Regions from separate parts of the Mus musculus genome. Here region 1 is linked to region 2. A link is a loop called in an ENCODE intact Hi-C map of the cell type or tissue named here. Cell type or tissue: heart. All regions are shown on one strand. Each heading gives the region's core, and the rest is flanking DNA. Links, peaks and the distances in the headings are about the cores only. Region 1 overlaps Pakap (paralemmin A kinase anchor protein). Region 2 overlaps Pakap (paralemmin A kinase anchor protein).

What was found. Peaks named below come from ENCODE experiments on the same cell type or tissue, not always from the same donor. Only the 100,000 strongest peaks of a DNase experiment are listed, where the experiment ranks them.
Region 1: it touches region 2 in a loop (2.4-fold over the local background); 1 of 42 quality-filtered maps calls a loop at or near these places.

Annotation. Positions count from the first base shown.
Region 1 is chr4:57,687,928-57,693,303 of GRCm38, reverse strand. It overlaps Pakap (paralemmin A kinase anchor protein), which reads right to left. Exons shown (of 11, transcript NM_001384150.1): 5 at 4,774-4,888; 6 at 3,760-3,781. Among named protein-coding and RNA genes, the nearest start is that of Gm35099, 65 kb to the left of the region's middle. In heart, for the core only: no CTCF peak of the experiment used is centred there; DNase peaks (open chromatin) are centred at 3,153 and 4,983.
Region 2 is chr4:57,774,433-57,779,808 of GRCm38, reverse strand. All of the region lies in intron 7 of Pakap (paralemmin A kinase anchor protein), which reads right to left. Among named protein-coding and RNA genes, the nearest start is that of Gm35099, 22 kb to the right of the region's middle. In heart, for the core only: no CTCF peak of the experiment used is centred there; no DNase peak of the experiment used is centred there; H3K27ac peaks cover 262 bases.

The DNA of each region.
Region 1 (5,376 bases), core at 135-5,134, 86 kb after region 2:
AACTCAGAGTGTATCCTTGCACAGCTAAAACATTGCAATACTTATGAAGAACACACATAGCTAGAGCTAGAGGGGCAGCCCTGTGAGAACTCTCCTTAAAATGTAACTTAATAAGTAATCAAACATTGAGATTTCCCAATCACAGCATAGAGTTTTCCATGTGGCCTCAGCATACCACAGACTAGGATAGAAGAATCTAAGATCAGTATCTGATAGCAAAACTGGGAAAGGCCCGGGACACATAAGTTCCTTTGCTTGTTCTGGCCAAGGCTTTATATTGGAACAGTGATAGCGGAAGATTCATGCTGTGCTGGATACTTTAAGTGTCAGCTCGATGCAATGTAGAATCAGTTGGGAAGACTCAGTGAGAGGTTTTTCTAGGTCAGGTTGGCCTGCAGGCATATCTGTGAGGAATTGTCTTAACCGTCTCCTTTTTAGATTTATTTTATTCTAAGTGTATGAGTGTTTTGCCTGCATGAACTATGTGTGCCACATATATGGTTGATGCCCCAGAATTCAGAAGAGTATATTGGATCTCCTGGAACTGGAGGGCACATTGTGAGTGTTGGGAATTGAACCCAGGTCCTTTGCAAGATCAACAAGTAATCTTTTTATCCCTTCCTTTCCTTTCCTTTCCTTTCCTTTCCTTTCCTTTCCTTTCCTTTCCTTTCCTTTCCTTTCCTTTCCTTTCCTTTCCTTTCCTTTCCTTTCCTTTCCTTTCCCTTCCCTTCCCTTCCCTTCCTTTCCTTTCCTTTCCTTTCCTTTCTTCTTTCTTTCTTTTCTTCCTCCCTCCCTCCCTCCCTTACTCTCTCTCTCTCTCTCTCTCTCTCTCTCTCTCTCTCTTTCTTTCTTTCTTTCTTTCTTTCCCTCCACCTCTATAGCTTTCTGTTTTTGTTGTTGTTGTTGTTGAGGCAGGGTTTCTCTGTGTAGTCTTGGCTGTCCTGGAACTCACTTTATAAACCAGGTTGGCTTTGAACTCAAAGCTCAGCTTCACTCTGCCTTCTGAGTGCTGGGATTAAAAGCGTGTGCCATCACTATTGCCAGGTACAAGAAGTAGTCTTAAATGCTGAGCAATCGGTCTCTCCAGCCCCTTGGGAGACTGCCTTATGTTAATCGATGTGGGAAGAACTGCCCACTGTGGGTGGTACCATCTCCTAGTTAGGGAACCCTGGACAGTGTAAATAAATGAAGAGAGGCAGCAGAGTTCAAATAAGCAAGCATGCATTCATTTTTCTCTGCTCTTGATTGTGGGTGTTTTAATTCCTGTTGCTTTGACTTCCCTACTATGACAGACTGTAACCTGAGATTGTGAGTTAACATAAAATCTTCTTCCTCTAAGTTGATTGGGGGAGGGGGGGCTTGGTATTTTATCACAGCAACAGAAATAAAATTAAAGCACATACCATATGCAATTTATACTCAGACAAAGCACCAAAAGAACAGCACATAAGCAGGCTGAAGGCTCAGGTCAGTAACAATGTTATTTAAAAAGAGGAGGGGCACATTGTGGCTTGATCAAGAAATTGTAATCAAGAGTGGAATGAACTGTTCCTGATGACCAAGGTGTTGTCATCAAAAACCATCAAAGACTCTGCAAACACGCACACACACTCCCACTCACACTCACCCTCCTCCTCCTCAACACTATTAGGTATAGGATGCTGTGGTTGACTCTGCAGAATCTACACAGTTTATCTAGTCCAGGCCAGAACTCAGTTCTGTAGTCAACATATCTCTGAAACTAAGGTTTTCTTTCAGTATCATTCTAGAATAATTTCTTACTAAGCCTTAATAACAAGAGTTGATTGATTCTCAGAGTGTTCATGAGAACTTAGGATCTATGAAACAAAACCAGGCTTCTCAAAGTCCCCCAACTGGCACACATTGGGGGTTTTATCTCAGACTATAAAATGACCTAGACATTGATCATAGTCTTATTAGCGTGTGTGCCTTTCTTCAAACTTCTTTCTTGGCTAGTAAGTACAACAGACGGAGAAGTCATTCAGGCTTACTGAGAACCACATAGGTTAGGAATCACAATGTGGACAGGCTAGACCACAGCCATCCCTTCTATGGATCCCAGGAGACCCTCCTAAGCCTGAGTTCACCCAGCTTTAGGCTTCCAAATTCTTTTGCCAGGATTCCTTCTAGCTCTGTGAATGCTTGCTTGCAGGGTCCAGAGAATACAGTGAGTGGGAAGGCTACAGGGGGAAATGAGTGGAGGTGCAAATGAAAGAGACAATGGGGTGGTAACAATTGGCAAGATGGCTCCATGCTGGCTTATTGATTGAGTAGTGGACCACCCAGGCATCCATGCCAGCCACACCCCGATCAGAGGCAGGACATACAGATGCCTTCCAAGGAAGGTACTGGTTAGAGGAAGGAGGAGGGGGAGGGGCACAGCAGGAAAGCACAGCAAGCCTTCTGCAGGTGCAAGTACCTGTGGGTCTGCAGCCCAGCCCCAGCCCAGCCAGGCAGTGACTCCACCTCCACAATCCTCTAAACTCTGTTTCTCCATGTGCAGTGCTCCCTGGTTCCCGAGTCCACCCCTTCATCTGTTTCCCACTTTCAAAGCACAGAAGAGCCTCAACTGAGCCACCTCCTAGAGGAGCTGGGCTTCTCTCCTAGAAATGAGCTTGGTTCTTTTCTCCCAGAGTTCCTGCTGCTGTGTTCCTGCTACGGGTTCTGAGAACAGAAGGTTTCCTTTATGTCCCCTCAAAGATCACCTACATGAGTGCTCAAATCCAGGTCTTCTACTCGCTGGAGGGACAATCATGATACCTTCTCTGAGGTTTTATTTGGCCTATCTTTTGCACCAGTCAGAACTGTCCTACATACAAATGTCTGGCCTGTGGTTGATCCAGAAGAAATGTATTACACGTCATTATATTTTTAAAAACTATCCCCCCTTTTGTTCTGAATGACAATGGGAAATGTTCTGGCGCTAACTCCTCTGGCCTCTGATCCTCTTCCAGGTTAGAGGCTGACTGTGTGAGAGCCACAAGAGGCGCGGGTAGCAGCTGATGCTCCCATGTGTCCTTGCATTCCAAGCCCAACCAGTGAGGGCCAAATGAAAATAACAACTCTGAGTTCGTAGCTGAGGTCAAGGGATGCAGTGAAGCACGGAAGTGTAGTCCCAAGTTCATCCCCACAGCCCAGGAAGGCAGAGGAGGGGACAGGAAAAGGACCTGTCCCTTCCTGTCTGGCTGGGATTATGGGGACTAGAGTCCTACTCCTACTTTCCAGGGCTCAGGGTCTGATGTCACGGCAGGGAGGGTAATTATTCCTAGCCCAGTTTCCTTGGAAGGCTAGCGAGATTCTAGAATAGTTTGGGAAGGATGAAGGAAAGGAGGGCAAAGAGAGCTCCACAGGTCGCAGAAGTTTTCCTAAGCAGCAAATCACCTCTGATGTGACTTTGTTACTGAGGGTGATGGGTCCGTTCCTGCAAGGGACTTAGTTCTGACTCCAGCATGTTCTTTTGCCAACCCCTTTCAAGAAAAGTCCAGACAGCAAGTGTTTGAGGTCATGGGACCGAGAGCTGGCAAATGTGCTAACAGGAGCATCAAGTCAAGAGGCAGAGGCAGAAAAGACGGCAATGTGACCTCTTAGGGCGCTGCCAGCTAGGTTGCTGCCCCTTGCCTGGGATGCCCTTAGGAAGTGTCCCTTCACATCTGTCTCCTGGTGAGTCTGTATAAATGAAAACCACTCCGAGGACCAGGAGGAAAGCATCCGAGAACAGCCGGGGCAGTGTGCACTTACCTCCATCAGCAGTGGAGAAACTCTGTGGAGACAAAAGCAGGGCAGAGCGTCACTGTGCCTGTGCAGGCATGCCCCACTCCCAGCCCCCAAAACACAGACCCAGACCTTGGCCAGCAGCAGGCAAGACCCAAGCTTACTTTTCTCCTGGGATCAGTGAAGGATTTGATATTCTCAATTGACACAGAATGTCAATCAATTTACTGAGAGATAAATTCAATCATCCAGCAACTCTTCTGAGTCGTGATGAAGATGTACTGTTAGAGGGATCCCATCTTGAATTTCATTTTATATATGTTTGGGGTTTGAGGGTATTTGTTTGTTTTTTGATCACTGAGAATGTGGTCCTGAGAAACTCAGAGCCTCAAGGTCTCTCTGGATGTTACCACATACAGCCATTTATTTTTGTTAGGGGGATTTCCGTGCATTTACACCCTGTATTTTAGGATTCCTGTCCATTTGCTACAATGTTGCCTCTAGGGCTTCCATAAAGGAAAGACTTGAAAGGCAAATTCTAATTAAAGCCACATTAGGTCATCTAATCTGCTTAATAGGAACAGGCCTTGCAATTCGAATGCGCAATTTGAAGACTTTTCAGACACTGGGGAAGGATGGGTGTGGCAACCGCATATAAATGGGATTAATTTAATAGACTTGTCCCCATGCCTCCTAATGAAGACAGGCCACTCTGCAGCAGGAATAGCGCGTCGGTTCCCTGCACTTCTGTCTTCTTTTCAGAGTTCTCTGGCTACCATCTAGACCAGTGGTTCACAACTTCTTTGGGGGTCCTATATCATATATCCTGCATATCAGATATTTATTTATGACTGTAACAGTAGCAAAATTATAGTTATAAAGAAGCAACGAAGTAATTTTATGGGTGGGGGTCACGACAACAGGAGGAACTGTATTAAAGGGTCTCAGCATTAGGAAGGTTGAGAACCACTTTCCTTTCCTAGAGGACCGCCCCTGATTTGGATTAGAGAAACTCTGCTTTTTTTTCTCTTTCTGCTTCACCTTCTGCAAGTCCTTGAAGGATTTCTCCGTCTCCTTCAGTTTCTCCAGGATGATCTGCTCTTTGGCGGATATCTGGGACTCTTCACTTTCGAGCGCTTGTATTTCCTGCTCCAGCCTGGAAGACACACAAACAGAACACAAGATGCTTTATTGTCCTGCTAGCCACTGGCAAGTGAGCAGCCACCTTCCTGCTGGCGACCTGTAACGTTCATTGTTCGCTACACTGAGAAACAAGGCCAAAGTTTTTCCATTACAGAGTATCCTGTGCATCCAACTTTGTTGCCAGGAAGACACTGATCAAAGGGAAACAATCCAGGATTGGCTCCGTTGCTTCATGGCCATTGCTCTGGCACCCCAACTACCTTGCTGGTGTGTATATTTCTTATTCGGAGGTGGATTGTGTATACATAGCTCAGGACATACAGTCAAGAGGAAAAAGCTTCAGAATCTCCTAGCTATTTCAGAATGACATCTTTTTTCTTTGGATCTCTTCTTTCTGAGGCCAAGGTTACCAGGTCTTCTCTGGGCTCTAGAGGAGAGGTACAAGAAGAACAACCCAACGCAAACCCACCCAAGCCTCTGTGCTTTTTGTCTTATTTTCTC
Region 2 (5,376 bases), core at 267-5,266:
CAGCACAGCCAGGGCTACACGGAGAAACTCTGTCTTGGGAAAGAGAGAGAGAAGAGAAGAGAAGAGAAGAGAGGGGAGGGGAGGGGAGGGGAGGGGAGGGGAGGGGAGGGGAGGGGAGGGGAGGGGAGGGGAGGGGAGGGGAGGGGAGGGGAGGGGAGGGAAGGGAAGGGAAGGGAAAGGAAAGAAAGGGAAGGGAAAGGAAGGGAAGAGAAGGAAAACAGAAAAAGAAAAAGAAAGACATTGGGTGCCCTACATCCCGAACTATTTTGAATACATCAGTATCACATGAGAATGCTCCCTGCAAGAAGTATGCTTGGGGAGGTATTTATTTCACAGCCCACAGACTAGACAAAGAAGGCCTCCAAAATCAAAGCAGAGGTGATGTTCTATACAGACCCCAACTTGGCAAGTATTTCATCATCTCCCTCTCCTCGTACATGCCTAAACTAGAGTAAGCATAAAAGTTACTAAGGAAATTTGTTTCATTACTGAGCAGTGGTGGCCCACACCTTAAATCTCAGCATTTGTGAGGCTGAGGGAAGAGATTGGTCTGTGAGTTCTGGTCTACAGAGTGAGTTCCAGGATAGTCAAGGCTACAGCTACACAGAGAAACCCTGTCTCAAAGAGAGAGAGATTGAGATTTGCTTCATCATTAGAATTGAGTTAAATGATGAATTATTTATTTTCCAAAGCAATGTCCATGTTCTATTTAATTTTCAAGTTTATAGCATTCTATAGAAAAAAAAAAACAAAAAAAAAAAAACAAAAAACAAAAACAAAAAACCAAAAAACTAAAATGCTAGTAACATTGCCAGGATAAAACTTGTTCAATACACGCTGATATTATATTAGAAAACTTTTATGTTACTTTTCAAAATATTGAAGCAGTAACCATGCTTAAACTTATTTTTGGTATTATTTAATGTGTGTATGTGAGCACCCCCCCCCATAAGTCTCTGTCCCGAGATCTGATGCATGGTGCAATCTTTTTGTAGCATACCTTGGCTAAGCTGAGCATTTTACAACTAGCTCCTAGATGTGTTTTAGCAGCCTTTTAGTGAAAATAAACAGCTCCCACTCCCATGGATGAAACAACCTGGAGGAATAAATGTCACCTGCTTGTGAAAGCCCTACTTTGTCCAGGACAGATGGCCCTCCGTGGTAGGCAGCCTTCCACAGGGGTTTTGCTGTGTCTTAGGGAGAGGTGAGATTTCTTTCACTACAAACTAGGTGAACATTTTTCTTTTGTGACACCTCTCAGCTGTTGGAGCACTTTAAACAACACTCTGGGCAGGAGTGGCCATCCAGGGACTCAAGAAATAAGATATAGAAAGTGATAGACAAGCCATCAGACTAGACATGGGCCAACAGAACCCAAACTGAGCAAAATGAACTAAGTCCATAATGGCCTAGCTGTGGAAGTGAACAGGTAACCCAAGCTAAAAGAAGAAAAGTTTAAGAAGACACGAGATTAGCCATGTGACAGTGGTGGCAAACACCTTACATCCCAGAGACAGGCTGCTCTCTGAGTTTCAAGGGCGACAGAGTAACAGTCAGAGCCACACAAAGAAAGCCTGTCTTAAAAAAGCAAAAACAAAAACAAACATACTAACAAACAAATAGACCTGAGACTGTCCCAGAAAGCTGATCTGAAAATCCAAAGAGGCCAAACTGTCCACAATGGAAGAGAATTTACCATCCTGTCCTTCTAACAAGGGCTGAGGTGAAAAGCATCAGTTTGGGGAGGGGTCCTAATAAGTCTGAGGTCAGCCTGAGTGCTACATAGGGAAACCCTATTGCTCCATCACCACCACCACCACCACCAAATGGAAAAAAAAAAGTGAGGACAAACTGGCTGTGGCTTTTGTCACTTGTGATTGTCTGAGTTAATTGAGATGACCTGGTTGTCAGGAGGGAATCTCTGAGTGGATTCATGTACTTCCCTGACTTGAAGCTGCAGTCCTAGTTGATGTATTATTCTTCCCTGATAGAGAAGGATCAGCCTTCACTCAAGCCTTTTGAAGCAGCTGTTCACTCCCCATCTCCCTCTAGAACCACCAGATGAACACAAAAACAAAGATAAATCTAAAACAAGATCACTGTTCTGGAGCCAGGGAATCCAGGAATCTCTTGACAGGAGAATCTCAAATTCACAGCCAGTCCAGACGATGCACCAAGGCCTTTTCTCAAAACAAACAAGAAAACAGCTGCATGTGGTGTCTCAGGATTATAATCCCAGAATCTGGGAGGCTGAGGCTAGAGGGATGTCACGAGTCTGAGACCAGCCGGCCAGGACTTTATTATTAATAAACTCTTGGGAGCCAGAGTGAGACCATGTCAGGAAAAAACAAAACACAAAACAAAATCCTGACCTAAAGAAAGAAAAACAACTAACTTCTAAAAGGTTAGGACAGGTTCCCACGTGCACATGTGTATATGTGTGTGACATGTGTGTGTGTTTCCATGTGCATATGAATGTGTATTGTGAAGGCACATGTATGAACATGTGTGAGCGTGTGTTACATGTGTTACATATGTATTGAGTGATCTAGATCCAGGAATCTGGATTTGTTTGCATTTGATGCTGCCTACAACCTGGTTTGGGGAGCATGGTCTCCCCTGGAAGGAAGGGGGAGGGAAGCAAACAGGACAGGGACAGCTTCCTCTGAGAACACTTGGCTCCAGGGCCATGTTTCCTCTCAAGCCTGGATCCATGCTTGCCTTTCTTTTGCTTTCTCTCCAGGGTTTCTCACTTCCTGTGCCCGGAGAAGTTCTTTCCCACCTACTCCATGTTTGTTTCCTTTTCCTGAATCCTCACATTTGGTCTCTTCTGCCAAACTCTGATACATGGAAGTGGTCACTGGTTTCATTCGCCCAGCTGTTTTGTTTTATATTTTTGAAACAGAGTTTCTCTGTTCAGCCCCTGCTGTCTTTGAACTCACTCTGTAGACCAGGCTGGCCTTGAACTCATAGACATCTGCCTACCTCTGCTTCCTGAGTGCTGGCATTAAAGGCTTGTACCATCCCAACCAACTTGTTTCAACCTTTTAAAATGGCTCTTTTAAAAACGAACCCATGAAAGCCAAGTGAGGTGGCCCATGTGGCTAATCACAACACCGTTGGACCTGGGATGGATGGCACACTCATGGAAATTCAAGGACAACCTGAGCAGTTCCGGGTCAGGCAGGCTGTGCTGAGCACAGTTAGCCTTTCTCCTAAAAAGAAAACAATAAACTAAACTAGCTATAGTAGCCCATTCCTGTAATCCCAGAATTTAGGAGGCAGAGATAGGAGCTATATAGCAACTTCAAAGCCAGTCTGAGCTACTAGAAACCCTGTCTCAAACTAAACCAAACCAACCAATCAACCAACCACACACACATTCATATAAGCCTAGCCTTCAAGAAGCTCAGGCAGAAGGATCTCAAATTTGAAGCTAGTGACTTTCAAGCTAATCTAGGTAACAGGCTACCTTGTCTCTAAATAAATAAATAAAAGTCAACTGGGCATGATAGTGCACCCCTGAAATCCCAGCACTCAGGAGGCAGAGTCAGAAGAATCGGAAATTCAAGGTCATCCTTTCCTACATAGCAAGTGAGCTCAAGGCAAGACTGGGCTGCATGAAAACTCTGTCCAAAAAGGGACGGTGGAGGAGAGGGGACCTGCACAAGTAGCAATAGGAGGTGTTGGTGGGCTTCTCCTGGTCTTGGGTTTGGTGCTTTGCTTGTTCTTTTGTAACCCAGACTAGCTTCAAACTCCTGGAAAGCCTGTCTCAGCCTCCCAAGTGCTGGAATTACAGACATGTGACAATATAGTCAGTGTTTGGTTTTTGGGTTTTGTTATGTTTGTTTGTTTGTTTGCTTGTTTGTTTGCTTTTAAATCAGGGTCCCACTATATAGCTTTGGCTGTCCTGGAACTTCCTATGTAGATCAGACTTGCCTTGAACTCACAGAGATCTTCCTACTTCTGCCTGGAAAGTGTTGGGATTAAAGGCCTGCACTAGCAAGCCCAGCTTTGTTTTGTAATGGTAACAGGCTGGCAACATATTCAGAAGGCAGAGTGTTTGCCTAGTGTAAACAGAGCCTTGCATTTGAGTCCTAGAAAAACAAAATAAGAAACTGTGGTTTTCTTAGTAATTTCCAAGTTTTTCCCTCCCTCTGAACTTTTAAGTACAGACTGTTAAATTATAGAAAGAACTGTGAAGGTTTTTAGTAGTAGCAGGGGAAATAGAAGACTATATTGACATTTAAAAATCTTAACAATCCTGACTATTGCCCTGATTATTGCAGAGGCAATAATCGTTGATTTTTTTTTTTTTTTTAATGGGCTGGCTTAGTTGGTAAGAGCATCTGTAGCTCTTGCAGAGGACTTGGGTTTAGTTCTCTAATCCACATCAAGCCACAACCACCTATATCTCCAGGCCCAGAGGATCTGACACACTCTTTTGGCCTCATTGGCATGTGCACAGACATACCTATAGGCAAAACAGCCTCACACACAAACTACTTTTTAAAAAAAGGTTCTTTTCTTGGGCTTGTTTGTTTGTTTGTTTGTTTGTTTTTAGGCCTTGTCAGATTGGGACCATGGTTAGTCCAAAATCACTTTAAAACCACAGTAGTTGTGCTGGCAACATATGGTGTAATAGATAAAGTCACTTACCAACAAGACTGATGGCTGGTGCCTAATCCTAGTGACCCACAAAGTAAAAGGAGAGAAGTGACTCCCATAAGTTATCTTGACTTCTATATGTGTGTTCATGGCATGTGCACACGTGTGCACTCTCGGGAGCACACACACACACACAATCAATCTAATTTTCAAACATTAAAAGGAAAAAGAAACTGCAGTTGACAGATGTAAGCTTTCCAGGTTTAGAATCCCAGCAACCTACTGGTTGAAGGCCATAAAATGGAACAGAACACACTTCAGCAAAAACAAGTAAACCCAGACAGACAACATCTTGTCTTAGAAGAGTTTTCATCTTATCATTTCTCCTAGAGCCCGGTGTCCTCTGCTCCCAAATGAGGCTCCTGGATGCTAAGTAATTCATAGGCAGGCGGAGATAAGATAGGGGTGCAGAGGAGGTAGAGTAGGGTGCTCACGTGCTGGGAGGCAGGGCAGGGCTGGTCTTGTGCTCCTGTGACAAGCCTGTGCTTTTTATTGTTTTTCTCCCTTGTGTGACTGAGGGCAAATCAGAGCGTCAGCAATATTACAGCTAGAGCTGAGATAAAAATTCCAGGGAAAAAAAGAAAGAAAGTAAGAAAGAAAGAAAGAAAGAGAGAGAGAGAGAGAGAGAGAGAGAGAGAGAGAGAGAGGGAGAGGAGGGGAGGGGAGGGGAGGGAAGGGAGAGGGGAGGGGAGGGAAGGAGCCAGGAGA